Regions from separate parts of the Homo sapiens genome. Here all the other regions are linked to region 1. A link is a contact called in ENCODE Hi-C or POLR2A ChIA-PET data. All regions are on one chromosome and are shown on one strand. The core of a region is the stretch at or near the end of the contact, and the rest is flanking DNA. Distances in the headings are between cores, read along the strand shown.

The links. A loop is a pair of places that touch in the nucleus more often than their neighbours do. ChIA-PET counts read pairs that join two places held with the same protein, here RNA polymerase II (POLR2A). Pooled maps may share reads with other maps.
Region 2: a map of naive thymus-derived CD4-positive, alpha-beta T cell shows a loop between it and region 1 (6-fold over the local background). The contact joins two enhancer-like sites. A Hi-C loop is called at or near these places in 1 of 168 maps with a recorded cell type or tissue (naive thymus-derived CD4-positive, alpha-beta T cell), 1 of 37 single-sample maps with no recorded cell type and 10 of 50 pooled maps. POLR2A ChIA-PET finds 5 or more read pairs at or near these places in 1 of 52 experiments (H1).
Region 3: a loop to region 1 is called in a map of CD4-positive, alpha-beta memory T cell, with 7 times the contacts of the local background. The contact joins two enhancer-like sites. A Hi-C loop is called at or near these places in 1 of 168 maps with a recorded cell type or tissue (CD4-positive, alpha-beta memory T cell) and 4 of 50 pooled maps. POLR2A ChIA-PET finds 5 or more read pairs at or near these places in 2 of 52 experiments (PC-9 and WTC11).
Region 4: a loop to region 1 is called in a map of PC-3, with 2.3 times the contacts of the local background. The contact joins the promoter of RTKN2 here to the enhancer-like site in region 1. A Hi-C loop is called at or near these places in 1 of 168 maps with a recorded cell type or tissue (PC-3) and 5 of 50 pooled maps. POLR2A ChIA-PET finds 5 or more read pairs at or near these places in 1 of 52 experiments (Panc1).

Annotation. Positions count from the first base shown.
Region 1 is chr10:63,263,240-63,266,660 of GRCh38, forward strand. JMJD1C (jumonji domain containing 1C) reads right to left here. Exons shown (of 26, transcript NM_032776.3): 3 at 1,412-1,525. Among named protein-coding and RNA genes, the nearest start is that of MIR1296, 110 kb to the right of the region's middle. Within about 2 kb of position 2,037, at least 24 of the 41 ENCODE cell types and tissues checked have a DNase peak (open chromatin) inside an H3K27ac peak, as active enhancers do; they include Panc1, where a contact is called at or near this core.
Region 2 is chr10:62,731,908-62,735,323 of GRCh38, forward strand. No RefSeq gene overlaps it. Among named protein-coding and RNA genes, the nearest start is that of ADO, 71 kb to the right of the region's middle. Within about 2 kb of position 1,629, at least 6 of the 41 ENCODE cell types and tissues checked have a DNase peak (open chromatin) inside an H3K27ac peak, as active enhancers do.
Region 3 is chr10:62,383,029-62,386,251 of GRCh38, forward strand. All of the region lies in intron 2 of ZNF365 (zinc finger protein 365), which reads left to right. Among named protein-coding and RNA genes, the nearest start is that of ZNF365, 10 kb to the left of the region's middle. RefSeq lists an enhancer at 588-1,787. Within about 2 kb of position 1,908, at least 5 of the 41 ENCODE cell types and tissues checked have a DNase peak (open chromatin) inside an H3K27ac peak, as active enhancers do.
Region 4 is chr10:62,267,419-62,270,720 of GRCh38, forward strand. It overlaps RTKN2 (rhotekin 2), which reads right to left and starts at 1,426. Exons shown (of 12, transcript NM_145307.4): 1 at 1,133-1,426. The coding sequence starts at 1,192. All of the region lies in intron 1 of LINC02621 (long intergenic non-protein coding RNA 2621), which reads left to right. RefSeq lists a silencer at 1,178-1,507.

The DNA of each region.
Region 1 (3,421 bases), core at 787-3,286:
GTCCTTTAAAGAAACAAGAAAAATCAAGTGGAAAGACAAGAGCACATCTATATAGACTTCAAAACATGAAATAATGTTTACACTAAATGAACTAACATCTCATTTTGGTGGACCTAAGAGAACTATTCTAATTCCCTAAGTATTACAAATCCATGCACAACAAATAACTGCTCATTAACACAAGCTCTTGTTCTCTCCATGGAAATAATAGCTCTACATTTTATTTTTGAAAAACAGTAACAAGTCTGAAATAAAATAGTATTAACTTTTTACTCCATTAGAAAAAATTTAAACTGGTTCACTCATCCTTTCTTTCCATGCAATTACTGTATTATTTTAAAACATCTGAGTAAAAAGAAATCTATAATATATCCATTTAATTCAACCTAAACTCTAAATATACAAATGAAGGCCAGGTGTGGTGGCTCACGCCTGTAATCCCAGCACTTTGGGAGGCCGAGGCGGGCAGACCACTTGAGGTCAGGAGTTCGAGACCAGTCTGGCCAACATTGTGAAACCCCATCTCTATTAAAAATACAAAAATTAGCTGGGCGTGGTGGTGTGTGCCTGTCATCCCAGCTGCTCTGGAGGCTGAGGCAGGAGCATTGCTTGAACCCAGGAGGCGGAAGTTGCAGTGAACCAAGAACGTGCCACTGCATTCCAGCCTGGGTGAAAGAGTGAGACTCCATCACGGAAAAAAAAAAAAAAAAAAATACACATACACACACACACACACACACACACACACACACACACACACACACACACAATTCTGTGAGCTTTACTTATACCTGAAAAAATTAACTGGTAATTTCAACAATCTTAAAAAATATTTAGCTTAATACTTTTGATGAGTTTCTTCACATAATTAAAAGCTAATAGTCAACTGGAAAATGTTTTCCTAATTAAATGTATTTGTATTTAAATTGCAATAATGGAGAACTGAAATTTATATATAAAATCATTCAATTACTGACAATCTAAAAAAATTTCCCCTTTAAAAAAAGAACTATTATGCTAAACTGATAGGTATACATAAACACTAATCTCATTTAATTATATTAATTTACCCAATTCTTAACGTTTAGCATTGAAGACAATTTATACTAATATTTAACCAATTATTTTCTAATAATGATTATTTAGAATGTCAGATACTTTATTTTGTTTACTTCTGTATTCCTTGCAACAGAACACTGCCTGGCTCATAGTAGGTTCTCAGTATATATTGTTAATTGAATTAATAAATCGTTTATCCTATAAGCAAAATCAACTGACTGCATTCATTGGGTTTTTCACACAACTAGAAGTTAGATGAAATGATATTTAAAGAATATTGTTTAAAGAATGTCTGAATATCAATAAAGTTTAATTAACCTTTAATTTTAAAAAGTAATCTAAAATTTCTTACCTGGTAGGGCTGAAAGGCACTATCTTCAGTTAAAAAATCCAGTTGCTTATCTACAAGGAATTCTACTGCAGTGACTGAACTGGGTATATTTCTTTCAACCAGAGGTTTGAAAGTCTGCCAAGAAAAAAAAAATTTCTAATGATAATTTTCTGGGTAGTATCCTGAAATTATGAAGGAACACACACCAATACAATGTATCAATGTCATTATCACTACAGAGTCTTAGGGTACCTAATATTAATTTTCATATTATAAACTAATGCTTTTATCTACACCATAAGGTATCTGTGTTTATTTAAAAGAAACAAACTAGATCTACATGTGATATGGGCATATTTGAGTATACTAAGTCCCAACTGTTTACTTTTAAAAAGGGATGTAATAAAATATGCATGTGTGTAAAAATGTCTGCTTAAAAAGAGAAATTGCTTTTGAAACAGTAAACTGGGTTGTAGAGCTATTTACCCCCACCTTTTTTTTTTAACTGTATTATTTCTTATTAAAGAGAGTAGTTATTATTTCAATGTACACTTTTTGTCTAGCTCATTCACATTAAGCAGGATTTTAAATGATCAGGAAGTATCTGGTCTTTTAACTCCACCCCTTGCACTCCCACCCCCGCCCCTGCACCAAGCACAGATAAAAATCCCGCAGCTTCGGTGAGAGAAGCATGGAGGAAGGGAGTAGAGAGAGTCCGGTAAGAAGTACTACACAAAACTCTACTTTGCAGTCAAGTCCAAATCTCCACTACTTCTTTTAAAAAAAGTCAATCCAAGGTCATTTGATTCCTTTAAGAAGATACCTTTAACATATGAGATTTAACTCGTATCTTGGGTGGGGATGACAGGGACAGAGCCAGGGTAGGAAGAGGAAGGAAACAGGGATACAATGTATAAATTTCTTTATGACTATCACACTCACTTTCAAAGTAGATGAAGATTAAATAAAATACAAGTGTCTTATATTCATGGTACTGTTCTAAAAACTTGAAAATGAAAACAAAATTCCACCATTTTAAAAACACAGCTGCTTTACTATAAAAAAATTTTTTAACTGGAAAAAAGTTCGGAAAACAGAATTAATAATCAACTCAATTTCTAAGTTACCTATATCACATGGAGAAATCTTTCTAGCTACAGGGTAATTTGTGTTAATATTTCCACACAAAACAAAGATTTTGGCATAGACAGTACAAATTACCAGGCATTTCAAAATCATTGTGTTTCCCCTTTCTCTTATTCTGTCTTAAAAAATATATAACATTTTGTTAATAACAATAAACATACTCCAGGGAAAAACTTCAAGATGTTTGGTTTGGAGTGGCTTTTAAGGAGTTAATTTCTATATTTAAGAAATTCCTAAGAGGAATTTCAGGTTGACTCACTGCAATCTGTAACAATGTTTCAAAGTTAAAAATTTAATATTAAATTTAAGCAAGTCTTATTTCTATGCTATCTACATCATGAAGTTACAAATAATATTTTCTTAATTAAAAAACAGGAAAAACTCTCTTATATTCTCACTTATTTTCGATATTTAAGATCAGAAAATCTAGTCACAGTAATATCCTCTCTCCCATATCCTAGGCTAACCTTTTAAGCACTCTATTATTTATCAAAATTACTATTATTTGGGTGAGAAATCACATTTTCAAAATAGAAAATCCTCACATTATTTAGCTATTTCCTTCTACTGTTATCATTTAACACTTTTCAATTACATAAAATCCTATAGGATTTCATAAAATCCTATTTATTATTTTACTTAAGTGACAAAAAGTTTGTAAGAAATTCAAGAGCATTTATTGTATTTAGGCTTTAAAAGTGTCCACCACTACGTGACCAATTGACATGAAATATGTAACATAAACAGGGATATTCGGCTGATCCCTACTGTAAAAAATGTTTTTTCATATTATATCTCTGTCAGTTTAGTTTTTAAGTAAACTAGAAAACACTGGCATCTTCTCAAGAGGACTTTTAATCCTTGAACATTATCAAATGATCTATT
Region 2 (3,416 bases), core at 379-2,878, 530 kb before region 1:
GTAGGAATTTAAAACATACATCTGTATCAAGAATTTTTGCTATCTGTAGGCATTATAAGTATCTTCTTTCAGTCTGCAGCTTATATTTTAACTCTCTATTGTGTCTTTGTTGGCACACAAGTATAATATTTCAATATAAGTCTCTTCCTTTGGATGTATGCCTTTTGAGACATAGCTCTGATGTTTTAAAGTGCCCTATGTTTGCAACTCAAAGTTTTAAACTTTCCCTTTCATACTGAGGTCTTAATTCCATCTGTAATTTACCTGGGTATAGAGTATGACATAGGGATATTTCTTTTTTTCCATAGCTAATTATCCCAGCACTTGAGTAGTTCACTCTTTCTCTGCAGATTTGTGTTGCCATCTCTGTTATAAACCAAATTTCCATGTATTCATGGGTCTGTTTCTGGAACTTTTCCCTCTCAATTTGTCTCTCCCTATGCAAATACCAAACTCTTTAATTACTTTCAGAAGGCAGTTTTTACTGACACCTCACTATTTTCTGGGTGAGATGTGAATACCTCCAGGAAGGGTGATGCTCTAAATCAATGACAATGCCATGTGCATACTGTCCTTAGATTCCTTCCAATCTGTCAATCCACTGAGAGGAAATTTTGGTGGAGAAAATCCAAGGGAGATCCAGAGAACACAGGGCTCCAGGAAAGGGGAAAGGAGAGAGACTCAGAGAGAGGGTCTCTCAAGCAAGAAGCAAAACATAGCACCTCCAATTACTCAAACTTTTTCTAGGCTTTATCCTGAACATAGTTATATTTGCCCAGAAATAGCATATTTCAATATATAAATGTACCCCACAGCATTCTATAACACTTATCATAAAATCATAACCAGACCATAGCTAATATTTATTGGCACCTAGGCTAAACATTGATAGTAAATATGACTTTATTAAATCCCATAACGTGGGTAATTTCCCTGAAATATAGATGAGAAAATTGAAGCTCAGAGAAGCAGAGTGATTTGCCCAAGGTCACACAGCTAGTTAGTGGCAAAACCCAATCTACCTTCCTTGCTACTATATTCCACTGCCTCCATGTTGTAGAATGTACCACATTAGAGTGGGATTACCTGCTTTTGAAGGGAGAGAGTGAATCTTGTTTTACCATTACGTTCTCAACCCAAGCACTGTGTTAGTCACACAACAGGCTCTCAATCAATACTTGTAGACAAGAATGAATAGATGCATGTTAGCTGTGGAGTCTGTGGTTTCTGAGTCATGAAAGGTCTACGTGGTTTATTTAGTTGTTTGGGGGAGAACAGTCTTCACCTTACTTCCTCTGAAAGCCACGCCAAGCCTCTTTTCTTCTTACCCTCAGATAATGAGCTGAGTTACAAATACACAGCAAAGTCTTTCCACCTACACAGATCCTAGGAGTGTACAAATTGATTTGGGGGTGGGAGAACCAGGCACACAAAGGTCAGTGCCAGCAGCACTTCCAGCTTGGACATTTGTTTTCATCTTCTAGAAATAATATTCCCATTTCCCAGATGTTTCAGTGTCATCAGCTTTGTTTCTCAGCAGAGGCAACTGCAACTATTCCTCCTCATGAGGCTGCGTGCTAAATCTGAAAAGCGTTTGCAGCTCAGCCCCACAAAGATTGCTGCTGCAGTGGGGATTCCCAGCCAGCACAGAGCCCTTTGCTGTCGAGTGGATTTCCCCGACATAAGAAGTGAGTGGACCACTGGTCCCTGGGGGATTGTCAGCACCATAACTTCTTTGAAAAAAAAAGTATTTTGGGGTGGTGGGGTTGGGAGACAAGGATCTGTAAAGGGAGGCTATAGTGCATTGGGAACTGGTTTGGAAGACATGGCTCTCTCTTCTGCAGAACAGAATGGATTCATCAATGATGGCTTCACAGCAGTTAGGCCTCCATCACCAACCACCTTGGGTTAACTACTTTACCACCTCTGAATTGAGCTCAGCCTCAGAGCTTCTCAGGGCCCATGTGGGCTCCATTCCAGCAATAAGCATTTGGAAAGCTTCGCATCTGAGAAAGTGCCTCCCGTGAGTTATCTGTGCTAGGAACTCACATCTGCTGTCATTGTCATTCACTTGGATTCTGACATTGATCCAGAATTTCCTAGAAAACACTGTGCTTTCTGACTACTGCTGTGATCTGTGGCTCCCAGATCAGCTTTTACCACCAGCCCTTACCACACGCCTTGCTGTGGCTTCTTGCCTTGTCTCCATAAGCATTGCTCTCTGGAGCTGGCACATGACTTGGCAGGAAACCCCTGGCCTAGAAAAGTCTCCTTACTTTCAACACTCCATTCACTCATTCAACAAACATTTCCTAACACCTGCTATGTTCAGGCACTCGTCTAGGCATTGGGATACAACAATAAACAGGCAAAGTCTGTGCTCTCAAAGTCTTGCACTCTAGTGAAGAGGATAGAAAATCTGCACATAGATAAAGAGCTATTGAACATAATATTCTGTAGTAATGAGCAGCACCATGAAGCAAAAATAAACTAAGATTAGAGAATTGAGATTGGCCTGGGGAGGGGGTAGCACTTCAGAGAGAGGGGTCAATGAAGAAGATAACATTGAAAAAACCTGAACAGATGAGAGAGATTACTGGGGGAACATACCTGGTAAAAGGGCCGAGGGGGAAACGTGCTTGGCAAGATTAAGGACAAAAGTAGGTCAAGGTGCCTAGAAAAGAGAGAGAGAGAGAGAGAGAGAGAGAGAGAAACAGAGAAGGTATGAAAGGAAACAAGTGTATCATGATGTGCTCCTAATCAGCCAATCCTCTTAGCTCATGAGACCTCAGCCTAGATCCCCAAACCATCACCTGCCATCTTACCCAAATTATAGACACAAGCATAAAGAGAAATGGAAAGTTTCATGCATTTACCCTTTGCTAATCGATCCAATGACAGTAAACTCCAAGGAAGGCAGTACTAGGAATTCCTGAAGCCTATATGGGGCCAATGAACACTTAGAAATTAGATATGACTATGGAGTAAAGCAGAAAAAGGTCCCTTGGTAGTCCTGGCAAATACGTGGTACATGCGTCACCTCTCCCCACCTCCAAACCCAAGCTCACAAGCCCAGTGCCAATCAACAATGTCATTCTCATTCATTGAAATGGGATTAGTCATCCTGACAGATTATTGACATTCTGGCTCCAGAGTTACCTATAATGGTCTAGTTTCTTGAGATCAGACAACTATTAAGTATCTTTTGGCAACCTTCTGTGACAGCTTTCAGCCACGTTATAAATGAAGTAGCAAAGGAAATATGTTTATTAAGCTTTAACCTGAACCCTTTACATAGACTATAGTGTTATGTTTCAGCAAAGCTCATCTTTGATGACAGTTTTAATCACACTCAGGCCCGCTCAGGCATACAGTGCCTTCGACAGTCACCTACTCACCTCACTGTGCTGTGTTTG
Region 3 (3,223 bases), core at 658-3,157, 880 kb before region 1:
GAGGTACCCGTAGGTTACTCATTGGTTTTATGCCCCAGTACTTGTCTGGAAAAAGGAAAAAAGAAACTTAAGGATCTCTGTGTTGGTTAATGATTTTCGAGTAGAGATATAGTTGCACATTTCATGCATTCAGCAGAAATGCATTAATCCTGTATTGTGTGCTGGGCTCAGGTTAGGTACAGGGGGTACTTGCAGACAGTGAAGGAGCACACAAGGTCCCTGAACTCACTGATTTTATGGTCAAATGGGGAAATGGCACACTGGTTCATTGTGATGTGCATGGTGATAAGGTACAAACTTCTGTGGAAAACACAGTAGGCCATGTCATGTACACCTGGGCATGTGTCTGAGAATACTCCCTGGCAAGAGAGTCTGAGGTTAGAGGAATAGTTAATTGATAATTAATTGTGGGGGCTTGGGAAGAGGAGGAGGAATGACCCTGGCAGAGGGAACAGCATATCCAAAAGTAAGTGTGGCTCAGTGCAAAAATGAAGGAAGTTAAAATAGACATAAGAAATGGTTTGTTGATAGTAGATTATAATACATGATAGGATCAACGTGTTGTCACTCATTAAAATGCATAGTTCAATGCCTGTGCAAAATTGCAGTGAGCACCACAGTGCGTGAACGCATATTTCCATTACTCTCTGCACATGCTTCTAGGGTGTATTGGTCACATGATAGCATGTCTTTGATTTTTCTGAATTAACCTGTCTTTAACCCATCTCAGAAGAAGTAACTGAGAGGATTCCATCTGTAAAAAATGAAATAATATTATCTATTTTTCAGACCATATGGTCATCCTGTAAATTAATGAACGCATGTGTGAATGGATATAACTGAAGGTTTGGCTCTCTGGAAAGGGCTTTTTCCCTCATTGCTCCTCTTCTACTGTGTTGGTTTCTGGATACCTATCCATCTGACAGATTTCCAGATCTGGAAATCATTCTGCATAATAATGAGCTTCAAGGTCAGTTTCTTATATTGTACTGGTATTTTTTTTTTTAGTGTCAAATATTGCTTTAAATAAGCATGTTTTCTACTGAAGCCTAAAACCTCTGATTTAATAATATTTGGCCTTTTTTTTTTTTTTTAAATAAAGAAGAAGTCGAAGATGGGGCCGGAAGTGGCTTAGAACCAGTTAAATTTCCCCAACACTGGTCTGCACCCACACCCTGATTGAGTTTCACTCAGGTTGGCCCTTATCTTCTCATCTGGCCTTCCAGCTTTCACACTGTATTCTGAGTCACAGGGTTGAGAACCAGAAATAAAACCACACAAGTCTTCTACTGTTCTGTCCGATAGCATCATATTATTCTTCTTCTTAGTCACTTTTAACTAGCTTTGTAATTACGTGTTTATTTCGGTATTTCCTTCTTTCATTGTTTGACTCTCTCACTACATGTATCCATTATATGCTAACGTAAATAACATATTTTTATGAAAAATAACTGTTTTCCCAAAAATAATTTAGTGAAAAGAGCGGTATTGTTTTAAAAGTTTATGTGTGGCTTCATAGAAGGCAGCTGGACTTTGGTAGTTCCACATTCAGTCTGTTGCAAATTTGTTGTTTTGGTTGAAACAGATGAAGAAAATCTAGTCTCCCACAGATACATAGTAGGAAATGGAGGGGTATTTTAATAGCCTTCTCAGATAATCATGGATATTTTGCTTTGATGCTGTGCCAAATGTGACAGTTGGTAGTTTCTTAAAGAGTCATTGCAATGTGGGATCTGAAACCATATCAGTGAACATTTTGTACTTTCTTACGTTGAAATCTATTGGTCTGTCTTGCACTTTGAATGGATATTTTATTGTTTGGAGTGTAATTATGAAAGAGGTTACAAATGCAATGTGTTTAACCCCTTTTCTTTTCCATTCAGAAAAACCCCAAGATTCTTTGGGGAAATAAGAGGTGGTTCTGGATATTCATCCAGACTGAACAGGATGTGAATGAACGGTGGATCTGAGATGTACACACATGATATTCCACAATTAGTCACTTGGTTTTGATCCCTTTTTCATCTAACAAAGATACCCTACACAATCTCAGTATGATGAACTTCTCCAGTCTTTCTCTTGTGTTTAACCTGTCTTTTAAAACAAAATCATAGGATACCATCAAGCTTGTTTTAACTGTTTTTTTCCACCCTAGTTGATGTAATACATCTACAAACTGAAATTAGGTTAGCAGTTTGTGCCAGGTTGGTTGAAAAATACAGAAGGTATTAACTTCTCAGCTTCAGGGCACAAGATAATTGGTTGAGAGAAGTTAGAAAAAAGATCCTTCTTTTCTGTGACATGGCATAACATTCCAGGAGCGTATTAAAATTAATATTAAAAATTAATATCAGCATTAATATTAATTTTTAAAAGTTTCATGTAGAAACAGTGGCAAAATATGTGATTGAAAAATACAGCCACAATCATAAAAGGTGTTGCATTCAAATTTGTTCTCTTGCTTTTGTGATGCTAATCCCCTGAGATTAAGCCATCAAATGTTGCTGTCTTCGCATATGCTAGACTGTATAGCATGAAAGCCCTGGAATGGTAAATGTGCACAGAGATAAATGACAGGAAAAAAATATACTGGATATTGACAGTAGTTGCTTCTGAGTGGTGGGATTTTGGGTCATTTTTAGTTTCTTCCTTGTCCTTTATAAACATTAATTACAACAAATACTTATTCAATATTGTGTGTCAAACACAAATGTGTTGAGTGCTGGACTTAGAACAGAGAACAAAAGCTGATTCTGTCCCTGCCCAGTTGAATCCTCCAAAAGGTCAATTTTTATATTTTCCTTAATATATGTGAACCATTTCCATAATAAGATGTAGGAAATATTGACCGAAATGAATTTTTAAAAATGGTACTTTTTTTTTTAACTTTTGGTTGTTTGCCCTGTAAGTACAGTTTGGAGACAGTTGCATCATTCAGTTATCCTAAATATCTCCCAGGAAATCTCTACAACAGGCTTGTAGAAATTTGGATTCTCAGACTCCAAATGAATTGAAGCCTTAATGTTGGAAATAAGAAGTAGTAACCATTTTCCTGTGGTGTATTTCCAGAATACTCCATCCCAAAGGACCTAAACCATAAGCAAGAACCATGAAAGGGCTGGGGATGCATTCACATGGGCCCGCCACTCGTTTGCTGCTAGTTAAAGTTTGTGGCTCATGTAGGAAGCAGATCAAAGTGAATGACGGTAGAGCTTAAAAATTG
Region 4 (3,302 bases), core at 176-2,675, 1.0 Mb before region 1:
AATTCACTATAAATCAAGATTTTGTTAGCAATCAGGACAGCCAAAGTACATAACAGGACAGGACTGAAAAAAAGTACATCAAAATCTTTGAAATTTTTGAAAATGCTGGCATAAAACAGCATAAGTATTACTGATAAAGACACTGGACTTCTTTTGCATAATGAATCTTAATGTCTTGCTTTATTTTTCACAGTATTATTGAAAACTAATAATTTTGTGTCTGCTAAGGAAATCCCAGATTTTTAAACAAAGATATCAGGTGCCTCCATATGAATGAAATTGCAAATATTCTACCAATTTTGACCTACAAAACTGGCAATTTCATATGGCTTAACCTATTTCTGAAGTAGGTAAAAGAAGGTAGAGATTAAAATAGAAGTGAAGGTCCAGCTTAAAGACATCAGAGTTTTCTTTTAAGACCCTAAAGTTATGGTTAAGAGTGAAAAGTGGTAACATTTTAATAACTGATGCTGCCAAGAAATAATGTTGGTTTAGTAAAAAGTAAAATAAAAAGGTTTCTAACGCATTTTACATGGCTCAAAAGCAAACATCAAACTTCTATCCAATGTCACGTGTACTCCCTCTTTCCTTTCAAATGATTTGAGAAAGAACCCAGTATCAAACCTTCAACTTTTTCTAAAGTGCAGAGGTTGCTGTTTGCCTCTACTCCGCTCCGAACCCCCTCCCCCCAACCAGTTCTGTGTTGTGTGTAGACATCGCTCCATTACTGTGCTTCCCATTAAATCCGTAATAAGCCAGCTGTCCACTGGCCTCGCTGGGTTTCTTGGGAATCGAGGGGCTCCCATTTCCCCGGCATCACCTACACCTGCAAAAAGACAGGCGTCCAAAGCCTGGGGAGGGCAGCGGACAGGTGCGCCCGCAAACGCGCGCCTGGACCCCGGCACCGCCTTCCCAATCCGGACCTCAGCTGCCTGAGAAACTCGGGGGTTCCGATGTCCAGGCCCTTTAGAGCCCCAAGAGCGCAGTCTCCTAATCCCTCCCTTTGTTTCTGGCCACCGCTGAAATAGAGGAGCGGGGGAGAGGCTTTCCCGACTCCTCCACAAAGCAAATGCGCGAGGAACAGAACCCCGGCTCCCTCACCTTCCGCGGCAGGGTCCCTCCCGCAACTCACCTGCTGGGTGGGAAGCCCCGCCAGGCGGAGCGCAGGACCCCTCAGGCTCGGCCCCTCCATCTCCAACGCGAACTGTCCGGGCCGTCGCCACTCCTTCAAAGGGAAGATTTGAAAAGCCCGCCCCTGGCAGGAGCCGCAGAGGACGCCAACCGCCCGGCCGTACCAAGTCCCAGTCGCAGGGGCCGGGGGCGCAGGAGGAGCCGGGCCGAAGCGCACGCGCAGTGGGCGCGCCTTGCGCTCTGCAGCTCCCGCCGCCGGAAGTTGCCGAGACCCCAGGCTCTAGCGCGGCGGGGCGGGGGAGAGGGCGGCGGTGCCGGACTTAAGTCCCGGACAGGGATGTGGGCGGGCCTGGGACGGGAGTGGGAGGGGCCGCGGGGAAAGCTTCGGCGGCGGAGCGCACCTGTCCCAGCTCAGGTTTCTGGCTGGTGGTTTTCGTGGCACGCCCTTTGCACTGGGAGCTTTCTGCCCGCATCCCACCGAAGGCCTTCCAAAGTGATCGTAGCTGGACAGACTCGAGGCTGCAGTCCCTGTACTCCCAGACAACTCAGGAACCCACAGCGTCACTAAGAGCCCACGGTCTCGTTCCTAAAGAACCAATAACATTACTCTCAAACACAGCGCTCTCTGTTTCCTCTCACCTTTCCCAGCGTTGTCACCAGGGTCACCCAGATATCATGGTTTTATTCATCAGGTTCGTGAGATACTATGTCAGGCATTTCACAAGGTCTTGTCTTTGCCCCCAGTGTTTATAATCCCAGATGTTCCCCGCCAACTACTCTGTCCACTTACTTTGTTTTCTTGCGAAGGATTTCTTTCAGCTCTCTCGCCCTCTCTTTCCCTCTCCAACATCTAAGGTGATAGCAAAATGGGGTACTATTTCTCAAGAGCCTCATTTCTTGCTGCCCTAAAGATTAGCACAAAGACCCATTTTAATTCATGGATTTTGTTAATTATAAAGGGAAACATGGGATTTTTAAAAATCAAAATGAAAGCAGCAAAGATATCACACCCTTGAAAAGTCCTTAAAATTCATTGTCCCTAGTTTATCTTTATTTCCCCCTTGAAAAGGCAAGAGGAAGCCTCTTCTTGAAGAGTCTACCAAATCAACCCTCCAGCCCTCATCGCCTAGAAACCCTTGGGCATTTTTCCTCCATAAATAGGTGCCCATGTTTTTTCATTTGCCTGGGACAGACCCTGTCTGGGTCTGTTGTCCCAATGTTGCACCAATCTTGCACTTATCCCGTAGTGGATATTATGTGGTCATTTTAACTGCAAGACCCTTTTAAAAGCAGTTGGTTTGAGAATGTACTTTAAAAATATAATGGATACCCTTCCTCAAATAGGTAAAATGCCTCTTTAAGACCTTTTGGACTAGGTGATACTAGAAGCTTCCCAGTTGGGAATGATGGTCCCCTTGCATTATGAATGACCCATATCCTTACAACAATAAAATATGTGTTCAAAATTATCAACACGGAGCTCACCTCGTTTTCTACAAACACAGGTCTGAATTTCAGAATCATTATGTGCCCTTTCCTCCAATGCACATCTCTGTCTTATGCTACCACTTTGTGGTATAATTATCTCCTACTCAGTATGAGGCTGCATGAGCCTAGCTGTAGTACCTGACTCAAAAGAAAAACACACCGCGAGCCCATCATCAGACACATAGTACTTACAACACATACAGCTCTCAGTTGCAGATCAAAATACATGTAGAAGCCAGCACTTCATTAAAACAGAGGTGAGTCAACCAGTTTAGAATTGGACACTGATAGAGGAGTATTTGATGAGTTAAAACCAGATATTTAACTGGAGATACATTTATTTATGATACTAGAAGAAAGAGATTAGGCAAGATCATATTTAGTAATTATCTGTAGAATACAGTTGTTACAAGAGACCTTTCTCTTGGGAGAAGAAGTTATGATGTGGTCCTGTTTTTATTATACACCGGGAGAGGTCCCCAGGAATTGCTTAAGTACTTAATTATTATATGATGATTAAAATACCTTGGAGTAGGACTTATGTTTCCTTATTTATCCTCAAGTCCTTACTTGTTACTGCTAATTTCATCAGCCAGTTTTCTCTGGTGTATGTAATGCACATAAAATATACTCATCCATGGAAACTACAAAATTTAAAGAGTTCATATGCAGTGGCTTCATTA